Linked DNA regions of Homo sapiens: region 2 is linked to region 1. A link is an interaction called in ENCODE POLR2A ChIA-PET data of the cell type or tissue named here. Cell type or tissue: CD4-positive, alpha-beta T cell. All regions are shown on one strand. Each heading gives the region's core, and the rest is flanking DNA. Links, peaks and the distances in the headings are about the cores only. Region 1 holds the start of MRFAP1L1 (Morf4 family associated protein 1 like 1). Region 2 overlaps KIAA0232.

Region 1 (7,443 bases), core at 1-5,000:
TGAACATTTGGGTTAACTTTGGGGCTATTATAATAAAGTTGCTGTGAATATTCTCGTATATGTATTTTTATAAACAATTGCACTCAAACTCTCTTGAGTGTATAACAAGGTGTCAGTTTGCTAGAACATAGGATTGGTATATGTTTAATCTTGGTTGATACTGCCAAATAGTTTTCCAAAATTATTGTAACAACTTACATTCCCATTATTATGTGCTGAATATATGTGTCCCCCAATATTTTTTTATGTTGAAGCCCTAACCCCCAGTGTGGCTGTACTTGGAGTAAAGCAGTAAGTAAGGTTAAATAAGGTCATAAAAGTGGGGGCATGATCCTATAGCTTCATGTTCTTATAAGAAGAGACACAAGAGAGCACTCTTTCCTGTACCCCCCAACACTGCATGCACAAAGAAGAGATCATGTGAGGACTGCAGCAGGAAGGTGGTCATCTGCAATTGAGGAAGAGAGCCCTCACCTCCAGAAACCAAATTTGCTGACACCTTAATCGTGGACTTCTGGCCTCCAGAACTGTGAGAAGATAAATGTCTGTTTTTAAGCCAACCAGTCTATAGTATTTTGTTATGGTGTCCAGAGTAGACTAAGACATCCATCAAGAATGTATAAGAGTTCCAGTTGTTCCACATCTTCCCCAACACTTGGTATTGTATTTGAAATTTTAGTCATTCTAGTGGATGTACAGTGCTTCCTCATTGTGGTTTTCATCTGCATTTCCCTGTTGAATCATGACGTTGAACACCTTTTCATATACTTATTAGCCATTTGAATATTCTCTTTTGTTAAGTACCAGCCTACGTCTTTTGCCCATTTAAAAATTTTGTCTTTTCCTTCTTGATCTGTAGGAGTTCTCAATATATTCTGCATATGAGTCCTTTGTCAGTATAACTATTGAAAATATCTTTTTTCACGGTGTCTTGCTCTTTCCCTCTTCATGTTTTTTTGATGAACATCTGCTAGAATGTTGGTGTTTGCAAAACTGTTTCACGCATGTCATCTTACAAATCCCTCTTCCCACTGACAGATATTCAGGCTGGGGCCATTGGTCTTTATCAGACTGGAAAACTGAAGCTCTGATCTGTGGCACTTGTGTTAAGAAGGATGCCCCCTCTACACACACTCATATTACTACTAGTGTGGCACTGGGTGGCTAAGCCTAGCAACAGACTTCCTCCATTCCACAATGGCATTAGGTTAGTGATCAAAATGTACTGACCATCAAAGCCACATTTACTAGGTCCCTGCTGATTTTCAGGTCCTGTGTGTGGAGGGACATAAAGGTGATCAAGACCAGAACCTGTCCCCAAACAGCCTCCAGTCTGGTAGAAGCACTTATGTACTAGAGAAGAATTCCTCTCTCTAAAGCATCCCCTAAGACCCTGCTTGACGCCAGGCTGACAGGAGGGGCGGAGGACAGAACTGAAACAGAAGTAGCCCTTTACCTTGAGGACCTTACAGACTGGCGAAGAGAGACCAAAAACCACCGGCCAGAATCACCCAAGGCAGCGAGAGAATTTCCCCCCAGGACAAAAGTATGAGCCAGGGGTGGGGAGGACAGAAGGACGTGTTCCATTCTAAAACAGTGAGCAGGGACTGTGGACCCACATTGCTCTGGGCTCAAATCACGACTTTTAGCACGGTTTTTACCTCTAGGTTCGTTGTGAGGGCTAAATGAATTCATATAAGTTAATTCAAGCTTGTGCATGCTTAGATAGTAAGCGCTGTGAACGCCAGCCAGTCTTATTCAAATATAGGGAAGGGAGGGTCACTTTTACTTTTAAAAAATAATAAAAGTAAAAGCCCGCTGAAGGGAAGCTTTAGATGAAGACGCGAACAAACCTGCCGCCACCGATCTAAATTAGAGGGCGAGGAGGGGCGCCGGGAAGCAGCTGGTGATGGACGTGCGCGCGCCCGAGGCCCCTTTACGTGCACGCGCCCGCTACCTGGTCTTGCCGAAGGCGTGACCGTAAAGGGGCCCGGCTCTGTCGTGAAAGGGCCGCAAAAAGGCCGAGGGCGAGTTGACGGCTGCGACTCCATTTTGTAGGCCGCTTATTTGTGTGCATCCACGGCGATTCTTCCCGCAGAGTTGTGAAGCGAAAGGCTTACAATTAAAAGGAAGAAAAAAAAATAAAGATAATTCGGGAGTACAATTGACAAAGCGTGTGGGTCGCTCAGCCTCCAGCAGTAACTGCTGATCTCCAGTTCTTGGAGGGTTCCGGTGAGAAGAACGCCCCTACTGCGGTACTGAGGAAGCGGCAGGAGGAGATGCGGCCCCTGGACATAGACGAGGTGGAAGCGCCTGAGGAAGTGGAGGTGCTGGAGCCCGAGGAGGATTTCGAGCAGTTCCTGCTCCCGGTCATCAACGAGATGCGCGAGGACATCGCGTCTCTTATACGCGAGCACGGGCGGGCGTACCTGCGGACCAGGAGCAAGCTGTGGGAGATGGACAATATGCTTATCCAGATCAAAACGCAGGTGGAGGCCTCGGAGGAGAGCGCCCTCAATCACGTGCAGCACCCGAGTGGCGAAGCCGACGAGAGAGTGTCGGAGTTGTGCGAGAAGGCTGAGGAGAAAGCCAAGGAGATTGCGAAGATGGCAGAGATGCTGGTCGAGCTCGTCTGGCGAATAGAGAGAAGCGAGTCTTCTTGAAGGAGGAGATCGGTGGTAAGGTCGGAAACTAGCTGGAGCTTGGATGAAACTCAGTAGTCGCCCTAAGCATGGTTAAACCGCGCCCTGTAAAAAGTTATGTTCTAGGCCTGCATCCCCCATTTTATTGCATCAAAAATTGAGCATTGGGAACAAAGTTGGGGTCAAGAGGAAAGAATGCGTGCTGGTTTTGTTAGGCGTTAGTATACCGTTTTTTTGTGGCCTCTCCCTCCCACGCTGTTAATTAGAGAAAGATAACAGTAACTTCGGTTTTGTTTTTGTGAAACATAAAAGTCAATTCTAATAGGGCAGTCGCCAGAAGTAGACCTGTCTAGGCACTAAGGGAGTTTGGGGAAAGCCAAAGAAGACCTAGGCCATAGAGCACAGTGGAACGCAGGCTGAGAACGCAGGGAAGGAGAAATAAAGAGTAAAGCCAGAGGCCATTACCTGAAATTTCCAGATTGTTCTATGAGACAGGTATGTCAGAGGACCGTGTCTCAAAGAAGTGGCATTCTTCTGGGTGGTTCACATTTATTTTTAACATCAGGATATGGAACTTTGAGAGTCAATGTCTTCATGGTAAATTTCTCCCAATTGTGCTTTAGGTTCACAGCTGAGGACTGTAGTCAACTGGTAAGGATGAACTGACACCTTGAGGAAACTGAAACAGCTTGTCATTTTCTCTGTTTTGTTTTTGTATGTTTTTTACCCCGATGTAACAGTCTCCCTTATGGTCAGTGATTGATGACCTCGATATGGATTTAGATTATCAAATGTGTTTGGTTTTGGAAATATAACTTTTGTCAAAGAAATACTCTCAGAAGAGAAATGGGGCTTAATTAAGTTGTTTTTGTGGTCACGTTTATTCTTGTTACTTCGCTGTGTTTTTGAAATGTTGGGCATGGCCTCGTATTTTGCTGTTACCTTTGTGACCTGATTGTTTTTTGGAACACGTCAAGACGTGGGATCAGAATCTTCCAACTTTAGAGGTGCAATGGAAGACACTACGCTACTTGGTTGAGCCTGGTGAAGAATGTATTAATGAGACTGCTTTGCATAAAACTGGGAAGAAAGAGAAGACAGTTGGAGATGGAAGATGGTTTTGTATATATTTTGGAACTTTAGTTCCTCTGTGAGACGAAAGAGGAGAGCTATGTTTTGTGGCACATTGTCTGATATATATTGTGTAACCTGTCAGGTGAGTTGATTTAGACAACATAGCTGACCTTTTATGACAAGGCAGTTTGAATAGGGACTATTGTAATACCCTCACACATTATAGGGGCATCAGAGAATGGCATGGAAGAGACAGTCTACAGAGAGCTTTAAGAGGCCGGAGAAAGGAAAAGACATTATCAGGGCCTGGAAAGTCTCTTCCAGTTCATCAGGGTAGTAGACCTGTCAGATTGGAGGTCAAAGTCAAAAGTATAATAAGTGTTAATTTGCCTTGAAAAACAAAGACCTAAAAAGCCTTTTTTAAGAAATAAATTTTTTGTTCACATGACCAAAGCCCCTCCTGTGTGTGTTAATAAAAGAATCATAAACAAATTTTTTTGGAATGGATGTTCTTCATTGAGTGTCATCAAATGGGGTTGAACTGCTTGTAGTTAAAGGCTCTTGGTAAGCCTTTAACTGAGGGAGAATTATTTCTGGAAGGTGCTATGGAGATGAGCTGACAGAACACTCAGTTCTGAAGAGAAAAACTTTCGGCCATCCTCTGGGCCAAGCCCCTGCTTTTCAGCAGCGGAAGTGTGTTTAGTTAACCAGTGGGAATGTAACTTGCTTCATATCCTATCCAAGGCACTAGGAACGTAAAGGTGAAGACATGGATGGGGCGAATATGTGGGACAGAAATGGAAACAAGGAATTGTGACATAGAGTGCGTGGATATCTTGTGGGATCCCTGAGGAGGGAGTCAACTCTTCGTAGGGAAGTGTGAATTCAGAGCAGGTGACTTACCTGGACCTGAAAAGTAGAAATGAATGAAGGCATATAAGGGACAGGGATCAAAGTGAGCAAAAGCCTTTCCAGTTCCAGCACTGGGGAGATGGCCATTGAGCTGGATGTTAAGGAGTGTGGAGGGGGTTGTGGGAGACAGAGTGAAATTGGCAGGCAGGGCCAAGAGGTCTTCCTTAAGGTGTTAATTCATCGATTCATAAGCCTGTACTTCAGTGAGATTTCTTCACCCTGGAATGTTTCTTCACAGAGTGCTAATGGATGCTCAGAGCCATAGTGTAGGCATGGTACAATTTCCAGAATTACTAAATCTAATTTCATAAAAATAGATACATGATCATAACAAGCTCAGATACACGTTTTGGATTAATGTGTAAAATAGGCATTTTAAAAATCAAGTACCTGAGCACAGAAAAATTACAGAAGCTGTTTCTGGCTTTGTCATGATATCTAAGATCCTTGCTCATGTGCCTGCCTGTCTGGGTTCTTCAGTAAAAACGAGAAGTATGGCTGGGGAGCCATAATTTCTGATAATCAGGAGAATGACCGTCACATTTGTAGTTTAGGAAGATTACCCAAGACTGGGTATGGATTAATGTGAGTTTGAGTGTGGGCTAGAAGATAGGGGCAGGTGCAGAAGTAGAGATGGGAAGTGAGGGCCTGAACTGGGGCAGAATGAGTGGGAAGGACCAGCTAGGCTTTTCTGGAGCCAAGACTTGGGGTCTTTCTATATCAGTCAACTAGACTAAACTGCTGTAACAGTTCACCCCAAAACCTTAGTGGCTTGCAACACCTGAGGATTTTTTTTTCTTATTCATATTGATGTATTAATACATTGTAGGTGAGTTGTTCCATATTCTCTTAATTCTAGGAGCTGGCTGAAGGAGCAGCTGCTCTTTGGGATATTGTGGATCTTGATTGCGAAAGCTGTTATTTACAAGTTACCTGACGGATTTAAAAACATGCTTTGGGGGTGAAAAATCTGAGTCCTGTACATACACACTCGTAGACACACACACATACTATATATGTGCTACATACATACACGTGTGCATATATACTATGTATATGTATGTTTTTCCCCTCGATTAACTGACCATAGATTATATTCATACATAGGATTGCATTTCATCTCTTCAGTATCCTAGGGTTTTTTTTTTTTTTTTTCCTAAGCCTCCTTCAAATTTACAGCCTAAAGAGTGTTCTGAATCATTTTTGAGCCTTGGCTCTTAGGCAGAGCATTGTAGTGACAGGCTAATTGTCTTAACCCATGCTGTGATGAAAAAATAATTTAGATACATTGAGAGTTTTGTCTCTATTTCCTATTTAACTTACACATTTTCTTTTCATTGAATGATGTGTCAGTGGAATTTTAACAACTTCAAAGTCATCTAGAAAATTTGGATTGGCTTCTGTTAGTAGCTCTGAAAGTCATTGGTCTGTCTTGTGTGAGTCATTCACGCCCAAACTCCCCTTGCTCTAAAATCTGAAATTCTGTGCTTTCTTCCGAAAGACTGGGCAAATTCTTTAACCTTCACTTGCATCAGCTGGCTAGTGATGGCTGAGTCTTCAATAATGTTTTGTTTGACTGCTTTATCCCAGAGTTTTGTTTTTTCTGAAAATGTTTTTAATGTGCAATATCCATATGGCTCACTATGCCACTTTTCCAGTCTCTGCTCAGATGTTACAATACCAGAGAGGTCTTCCCATGCCACTCTTTTTAAAATAGCACGGCCATCCCCTATTACTCTCTGTCTTCTTACATTTTTCTTTTCACTACTTAGTGTGTGATTATTTGTGCATTTTCTGACTTCTCTGTAGAATGTCAGCCCCTTGAGGGCAGGGACTTTATTCACTGCTGAATTCCTAGCACTTAGACCAGTGCCTGGCACCTGGTTGGTATCTAATACTCATTGAATGAATAAGTGCCAATTAAGTATGTAAATTAACTTAATTGTGTCTGCTACCAATGCACATAACTCAGGTGAATTTTCTGAGCCTGAAACTTCAGTGTCATTCTTGACACCCCTCCTCAGCAATCCCCTCTCCATTCCTTCTACCACTAGTTTGTTGGTTCTGCCTAGAATACACCTTGGATTCATCTACCTTCCTTCCTACTCCAAGCCACTAGTGTGACAGTCTCCTAACTGGCCTCCCAGCTTTCAGTTTTATTCCAATCCTCCTCCTTCACAAATTAGCTAGAGTGAATTAGGTTATGTCAATTCCCTGCTTGAAACTCTTAAAAAAATTTTTTTTTGCCACAGATGTTTTTATTTATTCATCAGCATTAACTTAGCTCCTACTATATACCAGGCACTGTTCTAACTACTGAGAGATACAGTACTGAACAGATAGTCCAAAAATTCTGCCTTCTGGGGATTCATTCTAGTGGTGGAGAAACACAATAAGCAAGATAAATAAGTGCTAAAGCTATTTCATGTATTCAACATATGTAGTAGAATATATTCAAGAATTTCTGCCATCTCCAGAGCTGTCTCATCCTAGTTTTCCTCAGTCACCCTAAATTTAAACGCCCTCCCTGGTCCTCTCCCAAATTTTCATCTTCAGAATGTTCCAACTTTCCTGCCTCATGACTTGTCTTCCACCTCTTTGCAAATTTCCTCTAATACCTACCTCATCCAAGGTCTGGCTGTCTCTGAACCCCAACCTCTACAGCCTCCACGTGCAACTCCCCTAAACACTATCAGCTTTCTGGGTGAAGCCACAGAGAATATGGATACTGACGTGCGTTCAGGGCTGCAATGTGTTAGGCAGTTGCAATTTCTTTAAAATGTGCCATGTCTATGTTTGTTTACAGTCAGTTGTC
Region 2 (5,173 bases), core at 1-5,000, 140 kb before region 1:
CTCAAAGGTTTCTGTGCCATATTAATCATCTTACAGGTTTCTCTTTTATGGAGGGTTCATTTAGACTGGATATTCCCTAAATGCTGGACAGGTGCCGCCATAGTGTGATCACTAACCTACATGATACTCAGTGTTAACTGCCTGTTCCATTTGCACATGGCTCAATGGAGTCAAAGAGATCTGGTTCTAAATTTCACCCCAGGGTTAACCACATGACCCTACATAAATCATTTACCTATCAAAGCCTCAGTTTCTACATCTGGAAAAGGGTGCTAGTATTATGGACACATTTCCTAATAGCTGGTTACTGAATTTCCTGTACTGGTCCCCTAATTTCTTTTGTCACCTGTTTACCATTTCTTCATCTTTTTGTTCTACTTTCTGGAAGATTTCCAGAGCTGCCTTCCAAACCGTCTATTGAGTTTTTCATTTCTATTATCATGGTTATAATTTTTAAAGGATCATCTCATCCCTCAAATGTTTCTTCTTTCCAGCAACCTCTTCCTCGTTAAGAAATCTTCCACACTTCTATCTTTGGAAGATAAACCTATTTGTCAGTCAGGCACCAGAAAGGGATGGGGGAATCAGTCAGTCCCCAATTTTCATTATGGTGTCTCATGCTTTGCCTCAGGGGTGCCTAGTATCCCAAAGTCCAGAAGCTGTCTACTTAATCTCTCCAGAAAGTAACTGTCAGAGGAAAGGCTGTTACTCTGGGGCCCCCAATGAACTGTGCCTCCCTGCACTTGCCCCTAGGTTGGGCCCCTCCCACAGTGACTGGGTTTCACAATAAGATGTTGCCGAGTGTGACAGATGCCCTCCTGGAATGCTACCTTCTGAGTGTTCTCCATCTGCCATGTGGTGAAAGGTCACAGCTCCCAGCCATGCTTGCTGAAGCACCAGTCACATGAGGAAAGCAATCCTGGATGTTTCAGCTCCACCTGCCATCACAGACCCCAAGCAAGAACAGCAGAAGAACCTCCCAGCTGAGCCCTAGCTAACTCACAGAATTGTGGGTAAATAGTTGTTTCAAGCCACTAAGTTTTGGGGTACTTAGTCATGTAGCAATAACTGAAGCACAGGCTTTCAAACACTCCTATTTTCAGCCCAGCCCTGCACATGGAGCTCTTTTACAGTTTTTCAGATCTTAGTCTTTAGCTTTAAAGCAGAGTTGGAAGATTAGTGGTAGGAAACCCAACTAGATACTGATAGAATGACTACTGGTGATCATGGTAATCGTTTCACTGGAAAGCAAAGGATCAATTCCATACTTTAATGACTGGAAGTTTTAAAAACCTTTTTAAAATTTAGAATTAAATTAATGTTAAGCAAATAAGCAAAAGAGCACCAACTGAGAAGACTGAGAATATGTGCCAGGGGTCACAAACTCATGCCTTCAATAGCCAGAGAAGCAATACAAAGTGAAAAAAAACTCCTCTAAATAAAAAGCTGTTTCTGCCAAGGCCCCTGTATGAGAGCTGTGATTCCTATCCTTGAACACGGAATGGTCTAAAAAAATTGGCCTGTCTCCAGCTCTCATGCACATTTGCTCTCTAGAAAATGATACAGAGTAGGAGAGAAGTATCCAATGGATAAATATCTTCAAACATGATCTAGGGCACAGATTATATACTCTTTAGAATGCTGAAAAAAAAAGAAGGTTAAAGTTTTCAACAAAAAATAGAGGATATCAAACTGTTATAATAATTAAATAATATGACCAATCGAGGCTTAGAAAAAGGTAACCCCGCTCTTTAGCAGGGTGATGTAACATAAAGGGAACATGATCTGGACTTACGAGACCTGCTGTGCTGTGTGAAGCTGGACAAGTTATTTAACTTCTGAGCCTCCATTTCATCATTTTACAAAAAGAGGAAAATACTTCAACTTGAATTAAGTCCTTCAATTTTCTTAGTTCATTATAGCACCTTACTGATTTAGGCAAACCCCTCCCCGCTTTTTTTTTTTTTTTTTTTTAATTTTTGAGATAGGATCTTGCTCTGTCACCCAGGCTGGAGTGCAGTGGTATGATCACAGCTCACCATATCCTTGACCTCCAGGACTCACGTGTTGCTCCCACCTTCTCAGCCTCCCAAGTAGCTGGGGACTCAGGCGTGTGCCACCACACTTGGCTTTTCTTTTGTTTTTTTTTCAGAGATGTGGTTTCTGCAAAACCCCATCTCAAACTGGTTTCAAACTGCCAGGCTCAAGCAACCCACCCGCCTCAGCTTCTCAAAGTGCTGGGATTACAGGCATGAGCCATCGCACCCAGGCAAACCCTATTTTTTATGATATGCAAAAAAGTCCTGTTTCTTACTTTCATATGGAGATGGCAGTTTCTTTTCCCTTTAGATATCTAACAAGTAAACTTCCTGAAGGATATTTGGCTACAGAAGCTCAGAAAGCTATGAGCTGAATGTCTGGATACTACTTGTTTCACTTCATGGTTCAATTAAGAAGAATAGTCACAACTTAGACCAGTTATTTTTAATCTAGGAAGGATGAACTCTTAAGGAGGCCACTAATGGGCATGTAACAAAGTAATTCATATAAGAAAAGTTTAAGTATAACATTCTGGTTAGGGCCATAGCTTTCATCAAATACTCCAGTCTATAAGGCTGACAGTTACAAAAAAACACTGACTTCAGTCAAGGAATCTGATGCCTAAGTATACATGCAAGAAAAAGTACTGTACATACGCACAAGGATAAGCAGGTAAGAATGTTCCTTTCGGCCGAGCATGGTGGCTCACGCCTGTAATCTCAGCACTTTGGGAGGCCGAGGTGGGCGGATCACGAGGTCAAGAGATCGAGACCATCCTGGCCAACATGGTGAAATCCCGTCTCTACTAAGAATACAAAAATTAGCTGGGCGTGGTGGCATGTGCCTGTAGTCCCAGCTACTCGGGAGGCTGAGGCAGAGAATCGCTTGAACCCAGGAGGCAGAGGCTGCAGTGAGCTGACTGAGATAACGCCACTGCACTCCAGCCTGGCACAGAGCGAGACTCCGTCTAAAAAAAAAAAAAAAGAATGTTCCTTTCTACTTTCTTTATTAATAGCCCAAAATGAGAAGCAATTGAAAGGCCCATTACCAGGAGAATAAACAGTGTTACATAGTTCACAATGGAGAACTACTTAGGAACGAAGAATGAAGACATTATAAGATCATGTTAACAATATAGAAAAAATTTTAAAATTTTTAACTAAAAGAAGTTACAAAAATATATAGAGTATGGTATAATTTATAGAAAGTTTAAGAAAATGCAAAATCATGCTGTATTTGTGTACACCTTCAAACAGTATTTAGTAAACATACGAAAATAAGCATGGGAAAGACAAACACCAAGCGGGGTATGATGGTGACCTGAGAGGGATGACCAGGAAAGTCATTAGGAAAGCGTACATGGGTCTCCAGCTGTGCCCCCAACACCTGGCTTCTTCAACTTCAGTGGGCACACAGGGATTCACTGGGCCATCATTTGGCCCTTTCTGGTCCTCAAACTCTTAATCTGTTTTCATACCCCAGCCCCTAACCCCACGCATGTCTATTTTATAGTGCCTCACTCTCAGATTTTTACAGCAGCCCCTTCCACTTCTGTGTCTGCTCTCATATTCTCACTTTTCAACATTTGAAAGATCAGAAAACTTCCTGTTAAAAAATCCCAATTTTCTACCTTTTCTAAAAAGAGATCAGAAGATCTGGGCTAGATTAACAAAAAGAAAATGGGCTATTTCTTGCCTGGTCCTCATAAACCACTCTACCCCACCAACCCTAGACATGCATATTCAGTTTATTCAGCTGCCTGTTCAAAAATCTCCATTTAGCTGTCTCCTAGGAGGCATCTCATATGTTAATCCTTATTCATACCACAAAGATGTTCCTTCCTTAGGTTCCTTTTCCTTAGTAAATAGAAATTACTTTTTTTTTTTTTTGGAGACCGAGTCTCGCTCTGTCACCTGGGCTGGAGTGCAGTGGCGTGATCTTGGCTCCACCGCCTGGTTCAAGCAATTTTCCCACCTCAGCCTCCTGAGTAGCTGGGACTACAGGCATGCACCACCACATCCGGCTAATTTTTTCTTTGTTTGAGATGGAGTCTTGCTCTGTTGCCCAGGCTGCAGTGCAGTGGCACGATCTCAGCTCACGGGAACCTCTGCCTCCTGGGTTCAAGTGATTCTCCTGTCTCAGCCTCCCAGGTAGCTGGGATTATGGGTGGGCGCCACCACGTCCGGTTAATTTTTATATTTTTAGTAGAGACAGGTTTTTGCCATGTTGGCGAGGCTGATCTCAAACTCCTGACGTCAAGTGACCTGCCTGCCTCCCAAAGTGCTGGGATTACAGGCATGAGCCACTGTGCCGGGCCAGGAATTATATTCTTGCAGTTGCTCAGATCAAAACCCTTGGCTGTCTTCCTTGTCTCCTCCCCTTATCTCTACCCCACATCTAATCCTGACAGTTCCATCTTCGAAAACAGATGCAGAATCCCCCAGCCATCTGCCTCCTGGACCCCTGCAACTGCATCTTCACTGGGTGCTCACAATCTGCCCTCTGTCCCTCCAGCACAGCTCACTCACCGTGTTTAGTTAGTCTCAGTGCAGCAACCAGTATGGTCTGATCAGCATCTGATTGGCAAGTAAGTCAGGTTGCACTACTCCTCTCCAAACCCTAACACTTCACAGCTGCTCAGGGGAAAAGCCCAAGTCCCTAGCATGGCCCGTGTGTCCTCAAATGCTCCAGCTCCACTGCCATCTATATACCCAAAGACATAGGACTTAGGCTTCCTCAGGCAGGACTGGCTGTGATCACACAACAACTGTGAGCACTCTCAGCTTTTGTAATCACTGGCTTCTTCCCAGGGGGTTCTGGTCTGTAGAGAGAGCACAGCATCACTTCCTGCAATGTACATAATGTATTCAGACAGGCACCTTACACATTTTAAGTGCTCAATAAATGTTATCATTGTATTGATGCTCTTAGTATTACCCAGAAAAGGTTGGGTTCAACAGTCCATGTGTCAAGACACAGTATATAGTCATCCCTATATTGGGTCGCTTCCAGGACCCCCTGAGGATACCAAAATCTGTGGATGTTCAAGTTCCTTATATAAAATGGCATAATATTTGCATATAACCTACACACATCCTCCTGTATGTTTTAAATTATTTCTCAATGACATGTA

Evidence for each region. Peaks named below come from ENCODE experiments on the same cell type or tissue, not always from the same donor. Only the 100,000 strongest peaks of a DNase experiment are listed, where the experiment ranks them.
Region 2: POLR2A ChIA-PET joins it to region 1 with 5 read pairs; 9 of 35 experiments call an interaction of 5 or more read pairs at or near these places.

What each region holds. Positions count from the first base shown.
Region 1 is chr4:6,704,466-6,711,908 of GRCh38, reverse strand. MRFAP1L1 (Morf4 family associated protein 1 like 1) reads left to right here and starts at 2,044. Exons shown (of 2, transcript NM_203462.3): 1 at 2,044-2,678; 2 at 3,266-4,208. The coding sequence starts at 2,280. The coding sequence ends at 2,663. It overlaps LOC105378240 (a long non-coding RNA gene), which reads right to left and starts at 1,974. Exons shown (of 3, transcript XR_001741568.3): 1 at 1,854-1,974. RefSeq lists enhancers at 2,080-2,369, 2,393-3,592. In CD4-positive, alpha-beta T cell, for the core only: no CTCF peak of the experiment used is centred there; a DNase peak (open chromatin) is centred at 1,978; H3K4me3 peaks cover 3,517 bases; H3K27ac peaks cover 1,747 bases.
Region 2 is chr4:6,848,524-6,853,696 of GRCh38, reverse strand. The region is part of intron 4 of KIAA0232; the gene reads right to left. Among named protein-coding and RNA genes, the nearest start is that of TBC1D14, 59 kb to the left of the region's middle. In CD4-positive, alpha-beta T cell, for the core only: no CTCF peak of the experiment used is centred there; no DNase peak of the experiment used is centred there.